Linked DNA regions of Homo sapiens: region 1 is linked to region 2. The links are chromatin loops, found by intact Hi-C in ENCODE. Cell type or tissue: B cell. All regions are shown on one strand.

What was found. Hi-C counts contacts between places; a loop is a spot of excess contacts. Peaks named below come from ENCODE experiments on the same cell type or tissue, not always from the same donor. Only the 100,000 strongest peaks of a DNase experiment are listed, where the experiment ranks them.
Region 1: it touches region 2 in a loop (5-fold over the local background); 1 of 110 quality-filtered maps calls a loop at or near these places.

The regions. Positions count from the first base shown.
Region 1 is chr16:52,973,883-52,981,882 of GRCh38, forward strand. No RefSeq gene overlaps it. Among named protein-coding and RNA genes, the nearest start is that of CHD9NB, 75 kb to the right of the region's middle. In B cell, no CTCF peak of the experiment used is centred here; a DNase peak (open chromatin) is centred at 3,119.
Region 2 is chr16:53,215,906-53,223,905 of GRCh38, forward strand. CHD9 (chromodomain helicase DNA binding protein 9) reads left to right here. Exons shown (of 39, transcript NM_001308319.2): 4 at 6,739-6,850. Among named protein-coding and RNA genes, the nearest start is that of CHD9, 160 kb to the left of the region's middle. In B cell, a CTCF peak has its summit at 4,816; DNase peaks (open chromatin) are centred at 1,156, 4,113 and 4,876; H3K27ac peaks cover 4,072 bases.

The sequences.
Region 1 (8,000 bases), 240 kb before region 2:
CTTTAAGAATGTTGAATGTTGGCACCCACCCTCTTCTGGCTTGTAGGGTTTCTTCAGAGAGATCTGCTGTTAGTCTGATGGGCTTCCCTTTGCGGGTAACCTGACCTTTCTCTCTGGCTGCCCTTAATATTTTTTCCTTCATTTCAACCTTGGTGAATCGGATGATTATGTGTCTTGGGGTTGCTCTCTTTGTGGTGTTCTCTGTATTTCCTGAATTTGAATGTTGGCTTGTCTTGCTAGGTTGGGAAAGTTCTCTTGATAACATCCTGAAGTGTGTTTCCCAACTTGTTTCCTTTCTCCCCGTCGTTTTCAGGTACACCAATCAGACATAGATTTGGTCTCTTCACACAGACCCATATTTTTTAAGGCTTTGTTCATTTCTTTTCATTCTTTTTTCTCTAGTCTTGTCTTCACACTTTATTTCATTAAGTTGATCTTCAATCTCTGATATCCTTTCTTCTGCTTGATTGATTCAGCTCTTGATACTTGTGTGTGCTTCACGAAGTTCTTTTGCTGTGTTTTTCAGCTCCATCAGGTCATTTATGTTCTTCTCTAAACTAGTTATTCTAGTTAGCAATTCATCTAACCTTTATTCAAGGTTCTTAGCTTCCTTGTATTGGGTTAGAATATGCTCCTTTAGCTCAGGAAGAGCTTGTTATTACCCACCTTCAGAAGCCTACTTCTGTCAATTCATCAAACTCATTCTCCATCCAGTTTTGTTCCCTTCCTGGTGAGGAGTTGTGATCTTTTGGAGGAGAAGCAGCATTCTGGTTTTTGGAATTTTCAGCCTCTTTGTGTTGGTTTTTCTTCATCTTCGTGGATTTGTCTACCTTTGGTCTTTGATGTTGGTGACCTTTGGATGGGGTTTTTGAGTGGTTGGTTTTTTTTATGATGTTGATGCTATTGCTTCCTGTTCATTAGTTTTCTTTCTAACAGGCCCCTCTTCTGCAGATCTGCTGGAGTTTGCTGGAGGTCCACTCCGGACCCTGTTTGCCTGCGTATTACCAGCGGAGGCTGCAGAACAGCAAAGATTACTGCCTTCTCCTTCCTCTGTAAGCTTCGTCCCAGAGGGGCACCTGCCAGATGCCAGCCTGAGCTCTCCTGTATGAGGTGTCTGTCGACCTCTGCTGGGAGGTGTCTCCTGTCAGGAGGCACAGAGGTCAGGGACCCACTTGAGGAGGCAGTGTGTCCCTTAACAGAGCTGGAGCTCTGTGCTGGGAGGTCTGCTGCTCTCTTCAGAGCCAGCAAGGAGGAACATTTAAGTCTGCTGAAGCTGCGCCCACAGTCGCCCCTTCCCACAGGTGTTCTGTCCCAGGGAGATGGGAGTTTTATCTATAAGCCTCTGACTGGGGCTGCTGCCTTTTTTTTCAGAGATGCCCTGCCTAGAGAAGAGGAATCTAGGGAGGCAGTCTGGCTACAGCAGCTTTGAGTCACTGTGGTGGGTTCCAACCAGTCCGAACTTCCCAGGGGCTTTGTTTACACTGTGAGGGGAAAACCACCTACTCAAGCCTCAGTAATGGCGGGCACCCCTTCCCACACCAAGCTCAAGCCTCCTAGGTCGACTTCAAACTGATGTGCTGGCAGCAAGAATTTCAAGCCAGGGGATCTTAGCTTGCTGGGCCATGTGGAGGTGGGATCTGCTGAGCAAGAGCACTCAGCTCCCTGGCTTCTGCCCCATTTCCAGGGGAGTGAACGGTTCTCTCTCACTGGCATTCCAGGCGCCACTGGAATATGAAAAGAAACTCCTGCAGCTAGCTCGGTGTCTGCCCAAATGGCCACCCAGCTTTGTGTTTGAAACCCAGGGCCCTGGTTGTGTAGACACCCAAGAGAATCTCCTCCTAGTCTCTGGGTTGTGAAGACTGTGGGAAAAGCATAGCATCTGGGCTGGAATGCACGGTTCCTCAAGGCATAGTCCCTCACGGCTTCCATTGGTTAGGGGAGGGAGTTCCCTGACCCCTTGCGCTTCCCGGGTGAAGTGACACCCCACCCTGCTTCGACTCGCCCTCTGTGGGCTGCACCCCCTGTCTAACCAGTCCCAATGAGATGAGCCAGGTACCTCCGTTGGAAATGCAGAAATCACCCGCCTTCTGCGTTGATCTCTTAGGGAGCCACAGACCCGAGCTGTTCCTATTCAGCCATCTTGCCCGGGAATCAACAGCAAGATCTTTAACAAAAGCACTAAAATGCAGAAGAAAAAAGGGGGGCACTAAATAGACATGAAAAGAACCTGTGTTTACAGTATGAGAGCTAAAACAAGAAGATAGAATGTTGTCTTGTTCAACTTTACCTGGGAACATGCATGTACATTGAGCAACTCAGCTTTTTCACTTCTCTGCAAATGTCCATGAGTGACCACAAAATTGCCAGAGGTATTCATTTAAGGGCTACTGATAAATTTTAGCGAGTAGGAGAATTCTTGAATGCAGAACCCATAAATAATGAAAATTGACTGTATAATAATGTATTTAATCTTTACACCAACCCTATAACTTAAGTATTACTATTATCCTCATTTCATAGATAAGTAAACTGAGGCACAGAGAGACTAAGCAATGTGCTCTGTGTGCAGTTTTAATTCAAATTCACTGACCTGGTTTTGTTTCTTTTTAAAACTAGATAAGTCACTGCTTGGTATTTAGTGTAGGGGCTTTTTTGTTTGTTTGCTTAAGAGATCAATTCAAAAAAAAAATAGCATGGCCCTAAGTTTTGGTTGGGAAGAAGGATCTGGGGACCTCAAATTTTTCAGGCCTTTTAATCAGGGCAGGTTGGAGAACAAACAAGCAGAAGATATAACAGACACTATCAGTGCTAACCCAAGTCCATCCCTATATGCTCCCTCCTGGCTGTAAGAGGGCAAAGCCTCTGTGTGACTCTGTGCTGAGGTTAATGCCTCCTCCTCCATGCCAGGGGATGAATCTCAATTAATATAGGCAGATCTGAACACTTCCATTTCCCTAACCAAACTAGTTTAGGCAAGAGCATGTGTTGCAATTCTAGCCAATGATAAGCAAAGGAAAATACACTGCAGGACTTCAGGGAAAGGGTTTCCCTTCTAGAAGAGATACCTGAGAAGAAGCAGTTTCTTCTCCTGCCTCTGGATGTCACTGTATGAGAACATGATGCTGGGAACCACTGTAGCCATCTCATGACCATGAGGAGACAAGCTAGAATGGCAGAGCTGAAAGATGTATCCTAGAATATGTCAATGGAGTATAGAATTAAACAATCCTAAAGACAGTCTGCCTCCAGCCCTTTGGCCATCTGATATAATGAACTCCTACCTGTTTAAGCTGCTTTTAGTTGGATTTTGATTCATAGAAACTTTAGGTGTCCTAATGGATGCATAAATTTTGCTTGGAGCCAGGCGTGGTAGCTCACATCTATTAATCCCAGCACTTTGGGAGGCCGAGGCGGGAGGATCACCTGAGGTTAGGAGTTCAAGACCAGCCTGGCCAACATGGTGAAACCCCGTCTCTATAAAAATACAAAAAAAGTTAGCCAGGCATGGTGGCAGGTGCCTGTAATCCCAGCTACTCTGGAGGCTGAGGCAGGAGAATCACTGGAACCTGGGAGGCAGAGGTTGCAGTGAGCCAAGATCATGCCATTGCACTCCAGCCTGGGCGACAAGAGAGAGACTTGCTTGGAAAAAAAAAATTGCTTGGAAATTCATTAGAATGGAGAACTGGATGTCATTAAGTCACAGAAATTGTATAGACAGAAACACAAAGAGATTGAACCCTATTTAAGAAGAGCAATGTACTGATTGCTAAGAGCTGCTGAGAGGACATAAATGGCCAAGGAAACTTTCCCTACTCAGAAACAGTTTATAATCTAGTTTGCTGAGAAAACCAAACACAGCCATTTCAAGAATTTATGTACAGAGAAATAGTAACTTCCGTTTAATTCCACCAGTGTTAATTCATGCAATACATGTGGTAGGGGGTGTGTTGATGAATTAAACATACTCTCTATCCTCAACAATCTTTTGGAGAAAATTAGACTGACAGGTAATTATAATTCAAGAAAAATTGTGGAAAGATGTTCTGGGAGAAAGATAAGTGAGAGAGTAATTTCTTTTGACAGAACCAGGAAAGCCTCATGTCTCTCCACTTAAAATTCTTCAGTGGTTTCCAATTGCTCTTCATTCATTCAGCTAATATTTCTTCAGCAATTACTCTAGGGAAGCCCTGGTCTAGGTGCTGGGGACACACCAATGTGCAAACAAAGTCCCTGTTCTCATGAGCTTACATTTTAACAGGAGGGAGATATACACTTAACAAATGAGTCAATATCTATTATGTCAAGGTGGTAAGTGTTACTGAGAAAAAGTAGGGTACAAAGAGTGGGGTGCTAGGTTTTAGGGTGCTATTTTGTTTAATTTTTATTTTTAGTTCCGGGGTCCATGTGCAGGATGTGCAGATTTGCTACATAGGTAAACGTGTGCCTTCGTAACTATTTTTCCTACTGCTCTCTCTCCCCCCGCCCCACCCACAACAGGCCCCAGTGTGTGTTGTTCCCCTCCATAAGTCCATGTGTTCTCATTATTCAGCTCCTACTTATAAGTGAGAACATGCAGTGTTTGTTTTCTGGTCCTGTGTTAGTTTGCTGAGGATAATGGCTTACAGCTTCATCCATGACCCTGCAAAGAACATGATCTCATTCATTTTTATGGCTACATAGTATTCCATGGTGTATATGTACCGCGTTTTCTTTATCCAGTCTATTGTTGGTGGGCATTTGAGTTGATTCTATGTCTTTGCTATTGTGAATAGTGCTGCAGTGAACATACGTATGCATGTGTCTTTGTAATAGAATGATTTATATTCCCTTGGATATATACCCAGTAATGAGATTGCTAGATCAAATGGTATTTCTGGTTCTAGATCTTTGAGGAATCACCACACTGTCTTCCATAATGGTTGAACTAATTTGTATGCCCACCAACAGCATAAAAGCATTCCTGTTTCTCCACAACCTCACCAGCATCTGTTTAATAACTGTCATTCTGACTGGCATGAGATGGTATCTCATTGTGGTTTTGATTTGCATTTCTCTAATGATCGGTGATGTTGAGATTTTTTTCATATGTTTGTTGGCTTCGTGGATGTCTTCTTTTGAGAAGTGTCTGTTCATTGCCTTTGCTCACTTTTTAATGGGGTGGTTTGTTGTTGCTTTTTTCTAGTAAATTTGTTTGAGTTCCTTGTAGATTCTGGATATTAGACCTTTGCCAGATGGATAGATTAAAAAAATTTTCTCCCACTCTCTAGGTTGCCTGTTCACTCTGATGATAGTTTATTTTTCTGTGCAGAAGCTCCTGAGTTTAGTTAGATCCCATTTGTCAATTTTTGCTTTTGTTGCAATTGCTTTTGGCAATTTTAAACATGATGGTGAGAAGCTGCCATTTGAGCAGACAGCTGAAGGAACTCAAAAGTGAGCCATGTGTGGATATCTGGGGAAAGTGTTCCAGGCAGGAGGAACAGTAAGTGCTAAGGCCCTGAGGCAGACAATTCCTGGCATACTACAGGAACAGAAGCAGGTCTGTTCATGGAACAGCATGAAGGATGGGAAACTGTGGGGGATGAGATCAGAAAAGCAGTCACGGGCAGAGCCAAATTTACCATGAGGTTAATGAAGCTGTGACAATGTGCTCTGAAAGTCATAATCTGCTATAATCTGCAAAAGTAAGATATTTATTTTCAGCCTCACAAAGTGGCTCACACCAGTAATCCCAACACTTTGGGAGGCTGAGGCAGGAGAATTGCTCAAGGTCTGGAGTTCAAGACTAGCCTGGGCAACATAGTGAGACCCCCATCTCTACCAAAAATGTAAAAATTAGCTGGGTGTAGTGGTGCACACCTGTAGTCCCAGCTACTCAGGAGGCTGAGATGGGAGCATCCCTTGAGCCTAGGAGGTTGAGACTGCAGTGAGCCATGTTCATGCCACTGCACTCCAGCCTGAGCCACAGAGCAAGACCTTGTCTCAAAAAAAAAAAAAGATATTTTAGCCACAATCAGTTAAAAAATGCTATTTCTTTCCACTCTGCCTTCCCCATCATATTTCCCTCCATGCTGTGTCTTTAGAGAAGCTGCACGTATTTGGGAAACCAGGCTAAGAGGAAATTCTATTGGTGATATATCTGGTCTGGGTTCAGGGGTATATGATATATTTATGTGGATCATGGTCACTTCCATGACTAGCTGTCTTTCTATAGGAGTAGCTCCCAGGATAACTTCTGTAGCTCAGCACCCAGAAGAGTGACCCAAAGATGCAGGGCCAGATGTCCAGTGGGGATAAAAATTCATTCTACAGAGCCCTGGGCTGGAATTCTGTGAGGAGTAGAGAGTGGAGAAGCAACGTGGTATTAAATCCACAGAACCGGAAGTCATCTTTAGAAAATTTTCCCAACATCTGATGTGCAAACTCGTAAGTAGAAGTTTCACTTCTCATTGAAACTTAATCAAAATGGAAGTTCTCTCCCATTGGGAATATGCCCAAGACTGCTGAGACTACAATGATAAATGCACCTCTGTTGATGGAATCTCAAGAAATAGAGTTTATCAGGCAAAGGCACAAACCAGAGACAGTGCTACAAACAGCAAGTCTATCTGTATGCAAAGCCACCTACCATCAATAATAAAAAACAAATTTCAAACAATCATCCTAGAGGAAAAACTGAATTATCTTGCTATTCTCTCTATTGAACATGATGTTATAATATCATTGTCCTATGGAGAGGCAATCAGACAAAGAATGTATGCAGACAAAGAATGTAGGGGGAATGTAACAGAGGGGGTTCTCAGGCAGTTCATTAATAAAAAACGTTGCATTCTTTTTCTGGATTTTGTGAGGTTTCTGGTATTTGTCAGCTTTTCAGCTTTGTAATGTGTGGCAAGTTCTTTCCTCATGTAAAAATACATTCACTTTCAAGTATTATTTTGTACTTTTAATTTTGTACAAAATTCAAAGATAAATTCAAAACTCAAGCTTTATTTATTTATCTATTTATTTATTTTTTTGAGATGGAGTCTCACTGTGTCGCCCAGGCTGGATTGCAGTGGTGCGATCTCGGTTCATTGCAACCTCTGCCTCCTGGGTTCAAGTGATTGTCCAGCCCTGGCCTCCAGAGTAGCTGGGATTATAGGAGTGTGCCACCATGCCCAGCTAATTTTTGTATTTTTTAGTAGAGATGGGGTTTCGCCATTTTGGCCATGCTGGTCTTGAACTCCTGACCTCAGGTGATCCACCCACCTCGGCCTCCCAGAGTGCCGGGATTACAGGCATGAGCCACTGCACCTTATTTATCTTAAAGAAGGCCCCCAAATTGTTTCAGCTTCAGGTCTCAGAAAGCCTGGGTCTTCCCTGAGTCAGAACCATTTTGAAGGCTTATGAAGCATGATGCCAGAAGCCCTGGGACAGTTCAGTGGTGATTCCTAGATCTGGGGATTTCATAGACCAGTAACATTTCCAAAAAATAAAACAATTTTTGTTTTTGTTTTTGTTTGAGACGGAGTTTCACTCTGTTGCCCAGGCTAGAGTGCGGTGGCATGATCTCAGCTCACTGCAACCTCTGCCTCCCAGGTTCAAGTGATTCCCCTGCTTCAGCCTCCAGAGTAGGTGGGATTACAGGCACGCACCACCACACTAATTTTTGTATTTTTAGTAGAGACAGGGTTTCACCATGTTGGCCACGCTGGTCTCGAATTCCTGACCTCAGGTAATCCGCATGCCTCAGCCTCCCAAAGTGCTGAGATTACAGGTGTGAGCCACTATGCCCAGCCTCCAAAAAAATTTGTTTTGAAGGGACCAATATTTGATTGCTAAATGTAAAAGTAAAAAGCCACATAAATGAACACTTAAACCAACCATGTCTATAGTGTTGATGGTTTTTTTTTTAAATAGTTCTTACATAGAAATATACTGAAATATTTACGGATAAAATTATACAATGTCGGAGCTAAGTACAGTGTCTCATGCCTGTAATACCAGCACTTTGGGAAGCC
Region 2 (8,000 bases):
TTACATTTCAAATTCATACTTTAGTTTGAAATTGCCCTTTGCTGTCAGAAACATCCTATGTTTTGATATTTAGGTTTTTTCCTTGCCTGAGTATCTGTTGCTACATTTTGCTAACATTGATAACAGATCCTTTTAATGTTTTCAAGACCAAAATTTGCATAAAGCTTTTTATTATTAATATATTCTGTATCACTTTGTTGCTTTCTTTGGGGATATTTCTCCTTAGACTAGCAAACTATCAGTTTATTTGAAGCATGTATTTATAATGAAATTTTATTTTAGAATTAATATAGTAAACTCTTTGTAATCCATGATGGAAGAATGGAGTGTTCTATAGCAATTGGGTGTTTTGCTTAACTGATTTTATTTTTTCTGCTACTGAAACATCTGATTTCCTTCAGATAACATTTATGGCTATCTGTTGTCATTGTATACATAATAGAGATTTCTGATTTTATGAAAGTCAGGTAAATTTTAATCTTTAAAATTTACTAAAAGATAATATAGTTTCATATTTCTCTTTTGTCATTATGTTAATTGATATTAGATATCTGTTAACTGGTTGGAGTATATGTGTCATTTTATTTTAAAATCAATAAGGTATGTTGGAACTCATAATCTGAGAATAAAGGGATCATCTTTTGGAACTGAACACTGCCTGTCTGTATGGTGGGACCAATACCTACCTGCCTTGCCTGTCTCAGAGTTTTTCTCAGAATCAACTGAGGTACTGTAGGCAAAAGCACTTTAAAATTTTAAGTGTTCTATAAATATAAAATAGTTGTATTATTCTGAATATTTGTTTCTAGAGTTTTCTATACTAATTTTTACTCTCCGAGCCAGTGGTTCCCAAACCTGGTAGAGCACCAGAACTCTTAGGGAATATTTTAAAAGTCATATTAGAGTCGTTTTTAGATCAGAATCCTGGGTTTGGGACCCACAAAACTGGATGGGTTATTTTTTTCTTACTTTTATTTTGAAGTAATGTCAGAAGTACAAAAATAGGTCAGAGTTCCCTTAAGCTCTTCACTCACCTTCCTCAAATGTTAACATCTTATGAACCATAGCATGATTATCAAAACCAGGAAATAAACATTTTAATAATCCTGTTAACCAATCTGCAGACCTCATGCAAGTTTTGTCGGTTCCCCTTTTTTTGTTGGCCAGGATCCAATTCAGGATCCTACATTTCATTTTGTTGTCATATCTCCTTAGTCTCCTTCAATTTAGGATAGCTCCTCAGACTTTTTTCTTTTATGATGTTTTCATTTTTGTAACATACTGGCCAGTTATTCTGTAGAATGTACATCAATTTGAGTTTGTTGGGCATTTTCTCATAAAGAATCTGTATTTTATTTTATTTTTGAGACAGAGTCTTGCTTTGTCGCCCAGGCTGGAGTACAGTGGTGCAGATCTTGGCTTACAGCAACCTCTGCCTCCCAGGTTCAAACGATTCTCCTGCCTCAGCCTCCCAAGTAGCTGGGATCACAGACATGTGCCATCACGCCTAGCTGATTTTTGTATTTTTAATAGAGATGGGGTTTCGCCATGTTGGCCAGGCTGATCTTGAACTCCTGACCTCAGGTGATCCTTTCTCCTCGGCTTCCAAAAGTGCTGGGATCACAGGCGTGAGCCACCACACCTGTCTAGAATCTGTATTTTAAATAGCTTTCATGAAGCTTTCCCCAAACACTTAGGCACTGCTGATCTGACACCAACCTAATTAATTGTGCCTCTGTAATATTACCTAGATACCATTTTAGAATCTATAATAAATTGGTAAGGTTTACAGTTTTCAAGGTTCATTGTAAATAACCCTATTTCTAAAATCTCTCTCTCTAGATAGATAGATCATTTTATTTAAAAAAAAATTATAATATTTTAGAAATAGGGTTTTACTTTGTTTCCCAGGCTGGCCTCGAACTCCTAGGCTCAAGTCTTCTCCCACTTCAGTCTACCAAGTAGCTAGAACTACGGGTGCATACCACTGCGCCTGGCTTATACTCTTTTCTTTCTTTCTTTCTTTCTTTCTTTCTTTCTTTCTTTCTTTCTTTTTTTTTTTAATTCAGAATTACTGGGGTTTTTTAAAATCTAATTTTAAAATGCCACCCAAATTAACCCAGAATTGTATCAGTCAAAAATGATTTCAGAATTGACTTTTTTCCTATCATGGAAACGTACCCTTTTTAAATAGAAAAGGCACGTGTAACATTTTGGATTTAGAAGGTTTAGTAGGGAAATACTATATATCTGAAATATCTCTTACAAAGTTAGAATCTGAAAACGATTTTTGCATGGGTTGTTAAAAATGACTAATGAGTTCATGAAATAAGATGCTATTCCAGACATGTAGAACAATGTTGGAAGAATAATACAGAATATGTGGAAAATAAAGTGAAAGTTGTTTTTTTGTTTTTAAGTAAAATTTTCAAATAATTAGTATAACAAAAGGCTTATCTGAGGTGTGATGGGAAACATTTTTATCTAACCTAACCCCACCACTCAAAAGGGCAAGTGTTTAAGATTTATTTGGTAGTTAGTATTTATTTATTAGTATTTTCTAGAGATTTAGGTAATATTTATCTATAAAAATGTTTAAGCAGCTTAGTCCTTTGTCCTTAGAGAATCTTCATTTAATCATTAACCCTTATGCTATTGTAAAGGAATAGCGGAACCAGTTCATAGTCATTTGTAAATTTTAAAAAAATTTAAATATCTCCGCCTCTCATTTCATTGAAGTTTTTATTCATTGGGATTTGAATGAATAAGATATTGCATCAGAATGTGCATTCACGTAATTCATTTAGCTTATCAAACATTGAAAAAATACCTTTTTAAGCAATATATGAAGGGTATTAATAGGCCATGATTTCCATTTCATGGGAGATTGTTATTTAAACAACTACACTCTCCGTGTGTTGTTCTCATCTACAAACTATTTGAAAATACACATTTAAGTTGGAGATTGATAGCAAGTAGGAGGAAGTATCAAATATGTATTTTTACTACCCAGTTTTATTTAGTATTGTCCCTTACTTTGCCATTAAAAATCATCTGCACCAGTGCCTTAGGATGTAGCAAATATTCACAAGCAAAGTAACGGATACCCTTAGGAGGCGGTTCGTACTGGGAGAGGCATGAGAGGGGACTTCTGGGAAACTAATGCCTTGTTTCTTGATCTGGAAGCTGGCTACACAGATATTTTCTGTTTGAGAAAATTGAGCAGTACTCTTACGTTTGCACTTTTCTGACTTTGCATTACACTTTAATATTAGTAAACTTGCACTGATAGGGTTACGGAAAATGAGAGATTGGATTGGGTGCATATTGAGGTTGTGATACCTATGAGATACCCATATGTATATGTGTAATAAGCAATTAGTTATATGAACATGAAGCGTGGGGAAAAAATCTGAAATAGAGATAAGAGATTTGAGGATCTTTAACTTCTAGGTAGTAGTTAAGAAAAGATTAAATTAAATCTCTCAGGGAGAGACAGGAAGGCGGCTGAAGACAGAACTTTGAGAGAAACCAAAGTTTAACAGGCTAGCAGAGAAGAATTGTCAATGACTGAATCCTACGGAAAACTAACATTCAAGGCGTAGATGCAGGAAGAAGAGCCAAAATTTAGTAAAAGCAAGTTTAGTGAGAACCAGAAGACTCTTGTGTCAGGGAGCCAAGAAAGGGGCCAAAAGGAAACAGTTACACGTTAGGACTTAGTTACACATTATGATTTTTTAAAGCTCTGTTGGATTTGCCATTTTAAAAGTCTTTTGAGTCCTTAAGCATTAGAAGTTTAGGCTTTGGAGTGAGGCATACTTAGTTTCTGTCTCTGTTCTTACTATTTCTGTGACTTTGAGCAAGTTATTTAACTTCTCTAGGCCTCAATTTCTTCTTATAAAATAATAGTACTTCCCTTTTAAAATTGTATGAACATCAAGTGAGAGAATGCATGTAAAGTCAGCACAGAGGCTGACTCATAGTAAACATTGAATAAATGGAAGCTATGAATATTAAAAGTAGTTTTGAGAGTTGAGATTATAGTTGGTTGAGGAATGAAACGGAAATGACTCTTGAGAACTTTGGATACAAAGGAGGAAGAACAAGGTCATATGGGGTCTAACAGTAAATATAGCCTCAAGGGAGATTTTTATTTTAGGAAAGAAACTAGAGGAGGAAAAGGGACTAGAACAGAGAGGAAATAAGCAGTGAAAGTGGTGAGAGGGAATGAAGTGTAACTATGGTTGGTTCCTTAATGTTGCTTCAGAATATCTTTGTGTTTCTTCTGATTTCCTGCTTCCAACATAAGCTGTATTTCTTACTGTTATTTACTTTCTTCACATATTCAGAACAGTGGCGGGTGAGACACCAAGTAAGAATTACCATTATTCTGTTGAATGTGGTAATCATACCAATACAAGAATAATATAGGGAAAAAGCATTCTATAACTTTTTCTCACCTGAAGTCTAGTCATCCAGTCAATAACCAAGTCCTGTTGGTTCTACTTCCACAATAAAAAATTATATCTTTCTTTACCTCTTCATCCACATTCCCACAGCCCTAGATTACCATCTTTTTCTCTCCCCTGAATTGTCATTTGCCTTATCATCGGTTTCCCTTCCTTGCATTTCACTTCCTTGTCATCACATTGCCCCCTTGCTTACAATTCTTATATCTTCCAACTGCTTTATTTTTTTTATTTATTCAAAATAACTCACTGCCTATTCATTAAACATTTGCTGCCAGTGATGAACAAGACAGATTCCTTTTAAATTCTTGCTCTCAAGAGCTTAAAAGCTGCCCTTAAAATGTGAACTCTTTGTGTGTCATACAAGGCCTTCTGTGATCTTCACCCATTCTGGTTGTCCAGCTGTCTGCTGCCTCCTTCTGGGGTACTCTGTGTATTCCTGTCATGCTATTACCACTGCATGTTCTCCTCACTCTTCTGTGGTATCCCCCTACCTGGAATGTACTCTGCCGCTTCTTTCACTACCTGTTAAACTTCTTTTCATCATATCAAATGTTGTCTTTTCTGTAAAGCCCCCTTTACTCTTCAGTAAGCGTGAGCACTTCTTCCTTTGTGTTCACATTGCATCCTGTGCTAACCCCCACTTTGGCATTTTAGCTGTGATCATAGTCTAACTATGATACTTTAAGGTTAGGAACTGTGTCACTATATTTTCAAATCCTAGAGCCTAGGAAAGTGCTTGGCATAGAATAATTAGAAGTTGTTAGCATTAGTTGAGAAATCACTATGCATCAAGACTGTGCTAAGAGCCAATATACATTATCCCACTTAATTCTCAGCAACAGCAGATGTAGTTATTATGATATCCCTATTTTCCAGGCAAGGAAACTAAGGCCAAAAGAGATCAAGTAATTTGCCCAATGTCTCACAGATAGGTACATGGTGGAGTCAGGGTTTAAATCTTTGACCCTGTGTTTTCAAAGTGCATGCTCTTAACCTCCAAATTCTCCTACATTAATAAATAGTTGTTGAAAGAATTCTGATATCTTTCTGATAAATCATACCTGAAAGTATTGGGGAGATTTTCCATTTTTATAATACAGATATTTAAAATAGTACGTTGCTGATTAATAATTACCGTGGTTTAAAATCATGCCCCTGCATCTGTTGAAGCAGATAAGGAAATGTGAGAGTTATGTTTTTATACCTCTCATCAAGACAAAAAAACCCACTTTCATTTTAGATAGCTCCATCTGGTGTGTATATATGTAAATATCAATATATATATAAACATACATATATGACGATATACTGACACATACATGCTTTAGGAATATAAAAAATAATAGTTCTTATGCTTAGGAACATACAGTACAGATAAGATAAGCCTTAACATAAGTGAAAGAATTAAAGAACAACAAATTGTTAAAGTGCCTTAAGTAATTGTCTTTCTACTGTAGAGCAGAAGGAAGTAGAGGCTTTTAACGAATAGGGGGATTCAAGGAATCAAGTGGAATATGAATTTAATAAGAGAAAAAAATCTGTCATTGGAAATCTGCAAGATAATAAAGTAAACACAGTTGTATCACCTCACATTTTTCCTATGAAAAGTAATCTTAAGCCTAAAAAACAAATAAGACTTGATTGCCTTTTTTTTTTTACCTGCTAAATTTATTTATTTATTTGTTTGTTTGCTTGCTTGTTTGCTTATTTATTCATTGAGATGGAGTTTCGCTCTTGTTGCCAGGCTGGAGTGCAATGGTGCGGTCTTGGCTCACTGCAACCTCCGCCTCCCGGGCTCAAGCGATTCTCCTGCCTCAGCCTCCCAAGTAGCTGGGATTACAGATGCCTGCCACCACGCCTGACTAATTTTTGTATTTTTAGTAGAGATGGGTTTCACCATGTTAGCCAGGCTGGTCTCGAACTCCTAACCTTTTTCCACCTGCCTCAGCCTCCCAAAGCACTGGGATTACAGGCATGAGCCACTGCGCCTGGCCTACTTGACTGCCTTTCTGTGTTTAGAAGTACATTAATTGTACTTCTGAGTACATTAATTATACTTCCAAACATAGAATTGGATGGTGTTTGTTCCATTAGAATAGAGTTTATGTTTTGAAAATGTCAACGTGGATTTCAGGATGATTATCATCCTTGGTTGGACATGCAAGTGATATAAAGTGGAAGAAAGTTTATCATGACAATCTTAATTTAATCAAATTTAGGAAAATTCAAAGAATTCATACTTTTTATTCTTTTCCTCTTGAAACAGCAAACTCATTATTACATTGGGTAAGAAACAAAAAAGAAAGAATGAGTCTTCAGATGAAATATCTGATGCAGAACAGATGCCACAGCATACATTAAAAGATCAAGACTCTCAAGTGAGTATTACAATTTTTTCTAGAAATGAAACACTGTTAGAATGATTTAGTTAGCATAATATTGCCTTATAGATATTTACACTTTAGTTAGAAGTAAAAATACATTTTGTAGTATGGTAGAAGTTGAAGGTAGCATTATTACAATATGTCCTGGTAATATTACCATAGAATATTAGATGTGGGAGGAAACTAACATATCCTCTCCAGACCCCTCATTTTTCAGATAATGAAACTGAAGCCCAGAGAGGTTAACAATACAAAGTCCTTGATGGCTTTTAGCATGGAGGAGTATTTAGTGATACTATCCTGTGCTTATAGAGTTCTTTTGAATGAACGTGATGGACATAGTAATTTTTTAAATCACATACAAATGACAGAGCAAATGGATTGAATCATTCCTAGAAATAATTCCTTTGGTCTGTTTTTGTGAAGAAAAGATAACTGACTATATTAAAAATCCCGTAACATAGACAGAAGAAATACTATGCATTTTGCCTTTTTTTTTTTTTTTTGAATAGGTGGATATTCAAAATAACCCTCTGAAGTTAAAATTATATATAGTGAAGGTCATAATAATCCAGGCCACCCTCTGCTCTCTAATAACTAAAGTATGACTGTAGGCCGTAGGGGTGGTGGCAGTTGTGAATTATGGGGCCAGAAAGCCCCTGAATGGCCTTTCTTCTTCCTTATGCAGCTTCTTATCCAATGGGAGAGTAGTGGCTCAAGGCTCCTGGGCTGCTGCAAGAGTTGAGGTAAGGGCAGTGACTGAAGCTCCTAATATTACATGGCCTGGCTTTTTCATCATATGTTATCCTTAACTTAGGCAAACTTATATTTAACTTATTCCATATGATTAAATTTAGTTTAATTTTTGCTGGAATAATGCTGGCCATTTTTCCATTATGTAATTTTCAAACAATGACATGGTAGGCTAGGTCAACATGAACATTTCTTCCATGTTTTTCACTGTAGTATTAGGTTGTTTTGACAGGTGTGTTGCTTTAACACACACACAAAAAATGGTGAAGGTAAAAATATTTTCTAATAGTTATAAATCTACATTATTGATATATTTGATTGTGTCATTAAATAAATGATGGAAAGATCCATGTAGCTTTTAACCACGTTGGAAACTAATTAAGGTTTGGAA